Linked DNA regions of Homo sapiens: region 2 is linked to region 1. Evidence: read pairs that join two places in POLR2A ChIA-PET (ENCODE). Cell type or tissue: OCI-LY7. All regions are shown on one strand. Links, peaks and the distances in the headings refer to the core of each region. The heading gives the core; the rest is flanking DNA.

What was found. Peaks named below come from ENCODE experiments on the same cell type or tissue, not always from the same donor. Only the 100,000 strongest peaks of a DNase experiment are listed, where the experiment ranks them.
Region 2: POLR2A ChIA-PET joins it to region 1 with 6 read pairs; 2 of 35 experiments call an interaction of 5 or more read pairs at or near these places.

What each region holds. Positions count from the first base shown.
Region 1 is chr22:33,100,362-33,105,743 of GRCh38, forward strand. It overlaps a transcript of LARGE1 not described here. Among named protein-coding and RNA genes, the nearest start is that of LINC01640, 5.5 kb to the right of the region's middle. In OCI-LY7, for the core only: no CTCF peak of the experiment used is centred there; no DNase peak of the experiment used is centred there.
Region 2 is chr22:33,239,158-33,244,539 of GRCh38, forward strand. It overlaps a transcript of LARGE1 not described here. Among named protein-coding and RNA genes, the nearest start is that of LARGE1-AS2, 78 kb to the left of the region's middle. In OCI-LY7, for the core only: no CTCF peak of the experiment used is centred there; a DNase peak (open chromatin) is centred at 2,114; H3K4me3 peaks cover 346 bases; H3K27ac peaks cover 521 bases.

The DNA of each region.
Region 1 (5,382 bases), core at 317-5,316:
AAAAAAAAAAGTAAAAAATTAAATAAATAAATAAATCTAAGTTCATCAAAATATCATAAAGAAATCACTTCCTCAGTTGTACTGGTCACATGTGGCCCAAGAGTGTAGCCACATGCGGCCCAAGACTGTAATAGCCACATAAGGCTAGTTACTAGTGTAGAGATAGAACATTTCCAACTTGCAGGAAGTTTTATTGGACTGTACTGGTTTAGATAATATTTTTAGAGTGGTGCTACTCAAGTTTAATGTGTACATGTATTACCTCGTGACCTTGTCAAAAAGCAGAGTTTGATTCATTAGGTGCAGAATGATTCATTAGGTGCAGATTCATTCATTCTGCATTTCTAATTAGCTCCCTGGTGATCCGATGCTGCTGGTTCACTACCACCATTTAGTAGCAAGAGCTCAGAGATTGCATCTTGTTCTCCAGTGCTTCTAGAAAATACCTGGTGCCCAGGGAGCTTCTGCATTAACTTCTATTTTTTTTTTTTTTTTGAGATGGAGTTTCGCTCTTGTTGCCCAGGCTGGAGTGCAATGGTGCGATCTCGGCTCACTGCCACCTGGGAGGCAGACTCCCAAGTTCAAGCGATTCTCCTGCCTCAGCCTCCCGAGTAGCTGGGATTACAGGCAGGTGCTACCACACCCGGCTAATTTTTTATTTTTAGTAGAGACGGGGTTTCTCCATGTTGGTCAGGCTGGTCTCGAACTCCTGACCTGAGGTGATCCGCCTGCCTCAGCCTCCCAAAGTGCTGGGATTACAGGCGTGAGCCACCATGCTTGGCCTGCATTAACTTCTTTCACATCCATTCGTGGTCTTATTTTGCCATTGGAGGTAGAATGCCTGCAGGGTATTATCCTCACCGTTCCTTACTAGATGATCATAACTTATGGCAGGTGCATGGACTAAAGACCTAAATGCTTATATTAAATTTCTGGCTTTAGCATTTATCAGCTGTGTGAACTTGAGCAAGTCACTTAACCTCTCTGTGTCTCAGTTTTCATAATCAAAACAGGGAAAATAATAATATCTTAGAATGCTTTCTGAGATTTTGTAAGTAATGTATTCATGTTAGCTATTACATTTATTAATCAAATAGGTTCGATTGCAAGCCTCCTTTTCTCATGTATCTCCTCTGTGCTAGGAACTAGGAAAAATAGATATGATCAAGACACAGTTCCTGACCTTGAAGGGCTCTCAGACAGGATTCCCAGATGTCTGGCATTGGCGTGGGTCTTTGGGAATGAGATTCTAAGTATTGTGTTTAATAAATGAAGCAGATGTCTCACGATGTCAGATGGCACACATTTCTATGAAAATAAATGCTTCTCTTTTACCTTGCTGCTTGGTGCTTCAGTTGACATTATAGGGCAACCCTGCTTGTAGCCTAACCAGGCAGATAAGGTACCTACATGTGCAATAGGAAGATATGTCACCAGGCTCAGTCCCTGCACAATGTCACATTCAAGGAAAGACAGCAAGCAGCCAACATTATTCAAAGCAAATTTATGTTTCTGTGAGTTCCTTTCAAAGCATGTCCCAAAGGATGCAATTTACAACTGAAAGCAGTGCTTTTAAAATCTTTTTGTTTTATTCCTTTCAATTTCCTTTCTCATTCTTTTTCCTACCAAATGTTTACCTGAAATGAAATCTGTGATTCTTTCCTGCCTCTTTCTCTCCATTTCCCATTCATACGGTAGCCAAGCCCTGCCTCTCTCATATGCCCATCCCCTTGCCCATAAACTGTTTCCCTTTCCTTCCTCTTCCTCCAGTCCTGATGTTCACGGGCCCCAGTCCCTTTGTCTTTTTTTTTTTCCTTTTTTTTTTTGAGATGGAGTCTCACTCTGTCACCAGTCTGGAGTGCAGTGATGCAATCTTGACTCACTGCAACCTCCGCCTCCTGGGTTCAAGCGATTCTCCTGCCTCAGCCTCCCGAGTAGCTGGGACTACAGGCGTGGGCCACCATGCCCAGCTAATTTTTTTTTGTATTTTTAGTAGAGAAGAGGTTTCACCATGTTGGCTAGGATGCTCTTGATCTCTTGACCTTGTGACCTGCTCACCTCGGCCTCCTAAAGTGCTGGGATTACAGGTATGAGCCACTGCACCTGGGCCCCCCTTCCTTCCTTCCTTCCTTTTTTTCTTTCTTTCTGAAGGAGTTTCACTCTTGTTGCCCAGGCTGGAGTGCAGTGGCACGATCTCAGCTTACCCCAACCTCCGCCTCCCGGGTTCAAGTGATTCTTCTGCCTCAGCCTCTTGAGTAGATGGGATCACAGGTGCCTGCCACCTTGCCCAGCTACTTTTTTGTATTTTTAGTAGAGACGGGGTTTCGCCATGTTGAGCAGGCTAGTCTTGAACTCCTGACCTCAGGTGACCCGTCCGCCTCGGCTTTCCAAAGTGCTGGGATTACAGGCGTAAACCACTGCACCTGGCACCCCCATTCCCTGTCTACGAGCCTGCACTCCCGGCCCTTTCCACACCTTGCAATCTCTTGGGAGAGGAAATCTGGCTCTGTTTCTCACTGTGTCTGGGTGGAAATCTGCCCATTTCCTGGATAACAAGGGAGAGTCAGAAACAGACCCCGAAAGAAAAAACTTCTTCCTTCATAGAAAGGATCTTGGAGGTTGTGGTATGCAGAATTTTTGGACGTCCCCTAGGATCTCCCGCGGCCCCTGCCCCCCGCCCCGCCGGTGTAGATGCCTTACATAATCCTTGGGCCTGTGAACATGATGGATATTATTCCCGTGACTAGGTTATGTGAGATGACACATTCACTTTAAAAAGGGAGATCATTCAGCCGGGTGCGTTGGCTCACGCCTGTAATCCCAACACTTTGGGAGGCCGAGACGGGCGGATCCCGAGGTCAGGAGATTGAGACCATCCTGGCTAACAAGGTGAAACTCCATCTCTACCAAAATTACAAAAAATTAGCCGGGCGTGGTGGCGGGCGCCTGTAGTCCCAGCTACTCGGGAGGCTGAGGCAGGAGAATGGCATGAACCCGGTAGGCAGAGCTTGCAGTGAGCCGAGATTGTGCCACTGCACTCCAGCCTGGGCAACAGAGTGAGACTCTGTCTCAAAAAAAAAAAAAAAAAAAAAAAAAAAAGGGAGGTCATTCAAGGTGAACTTGACCTAATCAAATGAGCTCTTTAAAAGCAGAAGTGTTTCTCAGGTTGGTCACTGAGGAAGGAGTCAGAGATGTGCTCTTGCTGGGCTGGAAGAGGTAACAACCATGTTGCGAGCTGTCCATGGGGACCATGTGGCAAGGAATGTGGGTGTCCTATAGGAGGTAAGAGAAACCCCTGATAAGGAAACAGGGACCTCAGTCCTACAACCTCAAGGAGCTGACTTTGGCCAACAACTTTAATGACTTTGGAAGTTTATATGGTTTGGCTGTGTCCCCACCCAAATCTCATCATGAATTGTAGCTCCCATAATTCCCAAGTGTTGTGAGAGGAGATAATTGAATCATGGGGGTGGTTTCCCTTATACTGTTCTCGTGGTAGTGAATATGTCTCACGAGATCTGATGGTTTTATAAGGGGAAACCCCTTCCACTTGGCTATCACTTCTCTCTTGTCTGCCACCATGTAAGAAGTGCCTTTCACCTTCTGCCGTGATTGTGAGGCCTCCCCAGCCACATGGAACCGTGAGTCCATTAAACCTCTTTTTCTTTCTAAATGACCCAGTCTCAGGTATGTCTTTATCAGCAGAGTGAAAACAGACTAATACAGAAATGGATTTTTTTCCCCAGAGTATCCAAAAAGAAACACAGACTGGCTGACACCTTGATTTCAGCCTTGTGAGACCCTGCAAACAGAACCCAGCAATGCTGTTGCTGGACCTCTGACCTACATACCACTGTGAGCTAATAAGTGGGAGTTGCTTTGGACCTCTAAGTTTGCCATTATTTGTTACCTAGCAATAGAAAATCAACACAGAGCAAGAGTAAAGACAGATAGGATAAGACAGCTCATACATGAATGATTTCTGTTTCTGTTGGAGATGAAAGTATTACTAGTCACACAGAGAAAGGGCTAGGGGCTAAATGAGCTGCACTGATGGTAAATGCTGATAGAGGCCTATGGAGGGGACCTTGTGGCCCAGGGCAGCAAGAAATGCTGCATTGGAGAGATGGGGTACATGCGAGTGACAATGGGAAGAGTTGGTAGCTGGAGAGAACTGGGAAAGCCTTCAGGTAAGGGGAGTGATTTAAGCACAACTGTGTGAGCAGAAATATGCAAGAGGTGCTATAGGAAGAGTAGGGAGGCTGCCACTGATCCCATCTATCTTCCCTGTCTGACTTGGCTGAGGCCATTCCAGACAATTCTCTGAATATGTTATGCATTTTCACATCTGCAGGCATTTGCAGAGACCTCTTCTTCTGCCTATAACAACTTTTCTGCCTTCCTCCCTTGTCTTTTCAAGACCCAGCCCAAGGCTCCTTCCCTACAGTTCCCAGTCTCAAAAAGGTGAATCTCGAGCCCGTTTTCATGGCTCATAAATAGAAGCTGGGACTTCAATAGACTTTCTCTCTCTTTCTTTCTTTCTTTCTTTCTTTCTTTCTTTCTTTCTTTCTTTCTTTCTTTCTTTCTCTTTCTCTCTTTCTCTCTTTCTTTCTTTCTTTTTCTTTTCTTTCTCTCTCTCTCTTTCTTTCTTTTTTTGATGAAGTCTTGCTCTGTCACCCAGGCTGGAGTGCAGTGGTACTATCTCCGCTCACCACAATCTCCGACTCCTGGGTTCAAGCGATTCTCCTGCCTCAGCCTCCCAAGTAGCTGGGATTACAGGTGTGTGCCACCAAGCCCCGCTATTTTTTTTTTGCATTTTTAGTAGAGACAGGGTTTTACCATGTTGGCCAGGCTGGTCTCGAACTCCTGACCTCATGACCCACCCGCCTCAGCCTCCCAAAGTGCTGGGATTACAGGCATGAGCCACCGCGCCTGGCCTCGACTTGTTCTTTCTACTATCCCACATTTAGTAAAGAAGGGAAAGAAACTCTTTCCCAGGTCAATAATCAACCTCAAATGTATCCTTTTGCTCTAATTCTCATTTCCAAATGGCAGGCTTTCTTACAGCGGGGCCCACCCGCCCAGGCTGGCCAGGCTGACAGCCCAATTCTGTAGGAGCCCTTGGCTGTGAATTTCTACAGTAGCTGAAACTGCGAGGAGCTTCCCGAGGCTCCCCGAGAGAACTGGAGGGCCCCAGGCTCTTCCCACGGCATCCTTGATCATGTTCTCGTTTCCTCCTCCAGAAACGTGGGGCTAAAATAAGCCCAGAAGCTGAGGAAGGGCTGAGTCAGACCCTCAGAGTGGAGCAATCACTGCACGGCTGCTCCTTGTAAGAAACATCCCGTTGCGCCTGAGTTGTTTATTGCCAGGAGCTGTAAGTGA
Region 2 (5,382 bases), core at 103-5,102, 140 kb after region 1:
GAATACTATGCTAAACATTATTGTTTCTCTGTTCATGCTGGAATTTAAGGGGATGGGTACATACCTAGTGAAATTGCTGCATCAAAGGGTATATACACAGTCTACTTAAATACATATTGCCAACTTCTTTCCAAAGCAATTAGTGTAATTTACAGTCCTACCAGGAAGATAGTGCCCACTTACACACAGGCTGGCCAGCATTTAGTATCAACAGATTTTTGTTGTTGTTGTTTGAAACCAAACGGGTGTGAAATGGTATATCACAATGGTTTTAATTGCACTTTCCTGGTTATTAAGCTGACAATACTTCCATATGTTTCCTCTGTGAATTATCTTTTCACATCTTTTGTACGCCTTACTATTTCTTTTTTTCTTTTCTTTTTTTTTTTTTTTTTTTTTGAGACAGAGTCTCACTCTGTCACCCAGGCTGGAGTGCAGTGGCGCGATCTCGGCTCACTGCAACCTCCACCTCCCAGGTTCAAGTGATTCTCCTGCCTCGGCCTCCCGAGTAGCTGGGACTACAGGTGCATGACACCGCACCTGGCTAGTTTTTGTATTTTTAGTAGAGACAGGGTTTCACTATGTTGGCCAGGTTGGTCTCGAACTCCTGACCTTGTGATCCGCCCACCTCGGCCTCCCAAAGTGCTGGGATTACAGAGTGAGCCACTGCGCCTGGCCTGCACCCCTTACTATTATATGCTTTGCATTTTCTTTTAGATTTGAAGAACCTCATTATAAACTCTAGCACTAATCTTATGTCAGTTAAATGCATAGCAAATATCTCCTGACGTGGGAGAATATATATTTGCAAGTCTTCTTGTGAACATATGTTTTCAGTTCTAGGGAGCCAGACGCCTATGAGTGAAAAGCCTAGTCATCGTGGAGAAGTGCATTCAACTTTGTAAGAAACTGCCAAACCTTTATTCATAATGGTTGTATAAATTTTACATTACCACCAATAATGTATGAGAGTTCCAGTTGCTTCACATCCTCACCAGCATTTTGTTTTGTCTGTCTTTTTTCCTTTGGTTATTCTAGTGGGCATAAGATATAATAGTATCCCTTGTGGTTTAATGTAAATTCCACTGAAGACTAATAACATTTGCATATTTCTAATTAATAAGCCTTTTTAAGTGACTTTTCAAGTCTTTGCTCATTTTTATTAGATATTTGCCTTCTTATTATTGATTTGAAAGAATTATATTTATATGCTTATATTCTGGTTATAAGCCCTTTGTCATTATTTTCCAAAACAATATTTGGTTGTTTCTGTACTACTTTCCTTGCTCCTTTGAATTGACTTGGTGCCTTGGCCAAAAATCAATTGACCACATACATGTGGGTGCATCTCCAGACTACCACATTCCGTTTATCTATTTGTCTCTCCTTGTGTCAATAACACTCTGTCTTGATAATGGTAAGTTTTGAGATCAGGTTGTGTAAGTCCTCCTAATTTTTCCTGGGTTTTCAATATTGCTTTGCTTTTTAAAAATTTTGTATTTTCATTTACATTTTAAAATAAACTTGTTAGTGGGATTTTGATTGGCATTGCACTGAACTCGTGGATCAATTTGGGGAGATTGGACATTCTTATATATGGATCCCGTGGTCATCAACTTTAAGAACTCTTTCTCATCCATTAGTAACTCAATCTAGGTTCAGATGCTACTCGTTTTCTGCTCAGTCTGTGTCTGAGCCCCTTATGCTCTTCATTTTGTCATCCAATTAACCTCAGCTTTGCATCAATACTATTTCTTGCTTTGGTGCCTGTTACCTCTCCTCTAATCACCAATCCACAACTTACCTCCAAATTCAGGGCTTGTCTCATTCTTCCCAGGAGGAGTGCTGCTCAGTCTATCTACTTAGTATTATAATTTCTCTGGCTTGGTATCAAGGCACTCCCATTTCCGGCTTCCATGAGATGTCTCAGAGGGCATGCTGCCCGGTGTAGCTGCATGGTCAAGCTTCTTCATATCTCTTGCCTCATCACTTAAACTCACTATTTTGTACTCCTGCTTCAGCTATAGGGAGCTACTGTTAGTTTCTTGAAGACATATGCTCTCTCTCTCTCTCACATCTGGACCTGAGCACATCCTGTTACTGCTGCTTGAAACAATGTGATCCCCAGGCACACACCATTAGCTTAGAAGCCTCCCCTGATTCTTCAAGGCTGGTTGAGTCCCTTCTCTGTGCTCTCATGACAACAGTTGGCAATTCCTCGTTGCAGCACCTAGCCCATGATGCTCTTTGGAGGCAGAGACTGAGTCTTTCTCACTATTGAATTTCCAGCATTCATCACAGAGCCTGGCATATATAAAGCCCTCCATCATATGTATTAAGTGAATGGATAAATGAAAAAAAGTTATATATATGTACATATATGTGTATATATGTATATGTATATATGTGTATATATGTGTGTATATGTGTGTGTATATATGTACATATATATGTATCTATGTACATATATGTATATATGTATATATATGTGTGTGTATATGTGTGTGTGTATGTATATATATTACAATGAAATACTATTCAGCCTTAAAAAGGCAGGGAATCCTGTCATTTAACACAATATGGATAAACCTAGAGGACTCTAAAGGCAAATACCACATGTTCTCACTCACAAAATCTAAACAAGTTGAACTCCTACAAGTAGAGAGTAGGATGATGGTTACCAAGGGCTGGGGGACGGGAGAGGATGGGGAAAGCATAGCTGTCCATCAAAGGGTAGAAAGTTTCATTTAGACAAGAGGAATCAGCTTTAGTGATCTATTTCACAGAATGGTGACTATAATTAATAATGCATTACATAATTCAAAATTGCTAAAAGTAGATCTTAAATGTTTTCACCATAGAAAAATAAGTATGTGAGGTAGTGAATATGTTGACTAGCCTGATTTAATCATTTCACATTGTAAACATATATCAAAACATCACATTGTGCCCAATAAATATATTTAAAATATTATTTTTTCAATTAAAAATAAAATTTTAAAGATAAAGAATGAATAGTAAGTAGACTGTCAGTATGTTCATAGAATACTCTTAGCAGGTGGGAACCCTGAATCACTAATGACCTCAGGGCAGTTATGTACCTCTGGTGGAGAGAGGTGATTCATTCTGCTCCCAGAACTTGTTAAAAATATCCCTTAACCAAATTCAATTTATATGCACCTATCAATCTTCTAGTCTTAATGCACTTCCCCAAGTAGATTTCTTAAACTAGAACAGAAATGTGTTGGCTGAGTGACACATTCTCAGTCTATTGCTAGATAGACTGAGAATTGCACACTGTTAGGTGATTATGTTGGCTCTGTACTTTTTAAAGCTATTTTATACAATTTTGGTTCATATGGACACGATCTCAGCACTCCTGCTGGGAACTAACAGAACTAAGCTTTTCTTTCCGTTTTTTTCATATATATGTTATCCAAGGAGGACAATTTTTATTTATGTTTTTCTCACAGGGTCTTGAGGGTGCTCAATTAACATAGTTGAGTTGAGCAGTTAGTGAAAGTGAGAACTAAACTCTAGGGACATGTATGAGTTTGCTAGGGCTGCTGTAACAAAGTACCACAACTGGTGGCATATCAACAGAAAAGTATTGTCTCACAGTTCTGGAGCCTCGAAGTCTGAGATGTCACATAGGTTTGGTTCCATTTGAAGACTGTGAAGAACAGCCTGCCCCATGTTTCTACACCAGCTTCTGGTGGTTTGCTGGCAATCTTTGACATTTTTGCCTAGTACAAGCATCACCTCCATCTCTGCCTTCCTCTCCACATGGCATTTTCCCTGTGTGTGTCTCTATTTGTCTGAATTTCCCCTTTCTATAAGGACATCAGTCACATTGGATTGAGTGCTCACCTTTCTCCAGGATGACCTCATCTAAACTCATCTAATTCCATCTACAATGACTCCATTTACAAATAGTCACATTCTGAGGTAGCAAGGGTTAGGACTTCAGCATATGAATTTGCATGGGGGGCAGTAGAGCTAATTCAACCCATAACAAGACAGAATTAACAATAACCATTGAAAACTTTAAATAAAGCTTTATATCAAAACATACTTTTAAGTAAAACTTTATTTAGATATAATTTATGTATATTTTAAGTGTACAGTTTGATGCGTTTTGACACATGTACACATCTATTTAACTTCTACCACTATCAAGATATAAAACATTTTTTATCACCTCAGAAAGTTCCTTTGCTTCTCTTTTTAATCAATATTCCCCAACCCAATCACCATTCTGACAACCACTTATTTGATTTCTGTCACCAATGATTAGTTTTGTCTATTCTAGAACATCAAATATTCCTTGGAATTATATACTTTGTAGTCTTTAATGTCAGGCAATTTTTCTGTAAATGTAATGCCTGTGAGAGTCATCCATTTTATGTGTATCAGTAATTTTTTCCTTTTATTGCTGAGTAGAATTTCACTTCATAAATATACCAACATTTCTCTATCCGTTCATTTGTTGTTGGACAGTTGGGTTGTTTCCAGTTTCAGGCTTTCCTGAACAGGCCTTCTATGAGCATTCATGTGCTAATATTTTTTTGTGGGCATATGTTCTTATTTCTTTTGGATAAATATTTAGACATGAAAGTGTTGAGTCATGCATAAAGAGTTTTCAGGTCACCTTTTTTTATTCTGAAAGTAGTAAAATCAGCCAAGCATTCATTGGCGTTAGGGACTTACCCATGGAGCCCATTCTCAATAAAAGTCCTGAAACCCACTCCAGGCAAAAGTGTAGGTATCATCATTCCAATAGTAAATAATGTGGTCATTTCACTTTGTGTGGTGGTTTACAGTTTTTTGTTTTGTTTTGTTTTGTTTTGAGGCGGAGTCTTGCTCTGTCGCCCAGGCTGGAGTGCAGTGGCGCGATCTCGGCTCACTGTAAGCTCCGCCTCCTGGGTTCATGCCATTCTCCTGCCTCAGCCTCCCAAATAGCTGGGATTACAGGCACCCGCCACCAAGCCCAGCTAATTTTTTTTTTTTTGTATTTTTAGTAGAGACGGGGCTTCACCATGTTAACCAGGATGGTCTCGATCTCCTGACCTCGTGATCCGCCCACTTCGGCCTCCCAAAGTGCTGGGATTACAGACATGAGCCACCGCGCCCGGCCTATAGTTTTTAAAGTCTTTTCATATTCACTGTCTAGTTCAATTATTGTCACAAATTCTAATAAGCTAAGCAAAGATGACCATCCCCATTGTGCAGATGAGGAAACTGAGTCTCAAAAAGGCTAAGCAACTTTTTAGAAGAGAGCTGAAACATGAATCCAAGCCTCTGACTTTTTATGCTCCCTGAACTCCATTCTTTAGCCCCATTTTATCCAAAATTCAGCTTGTTTGGATCAAAGTGGAAGGG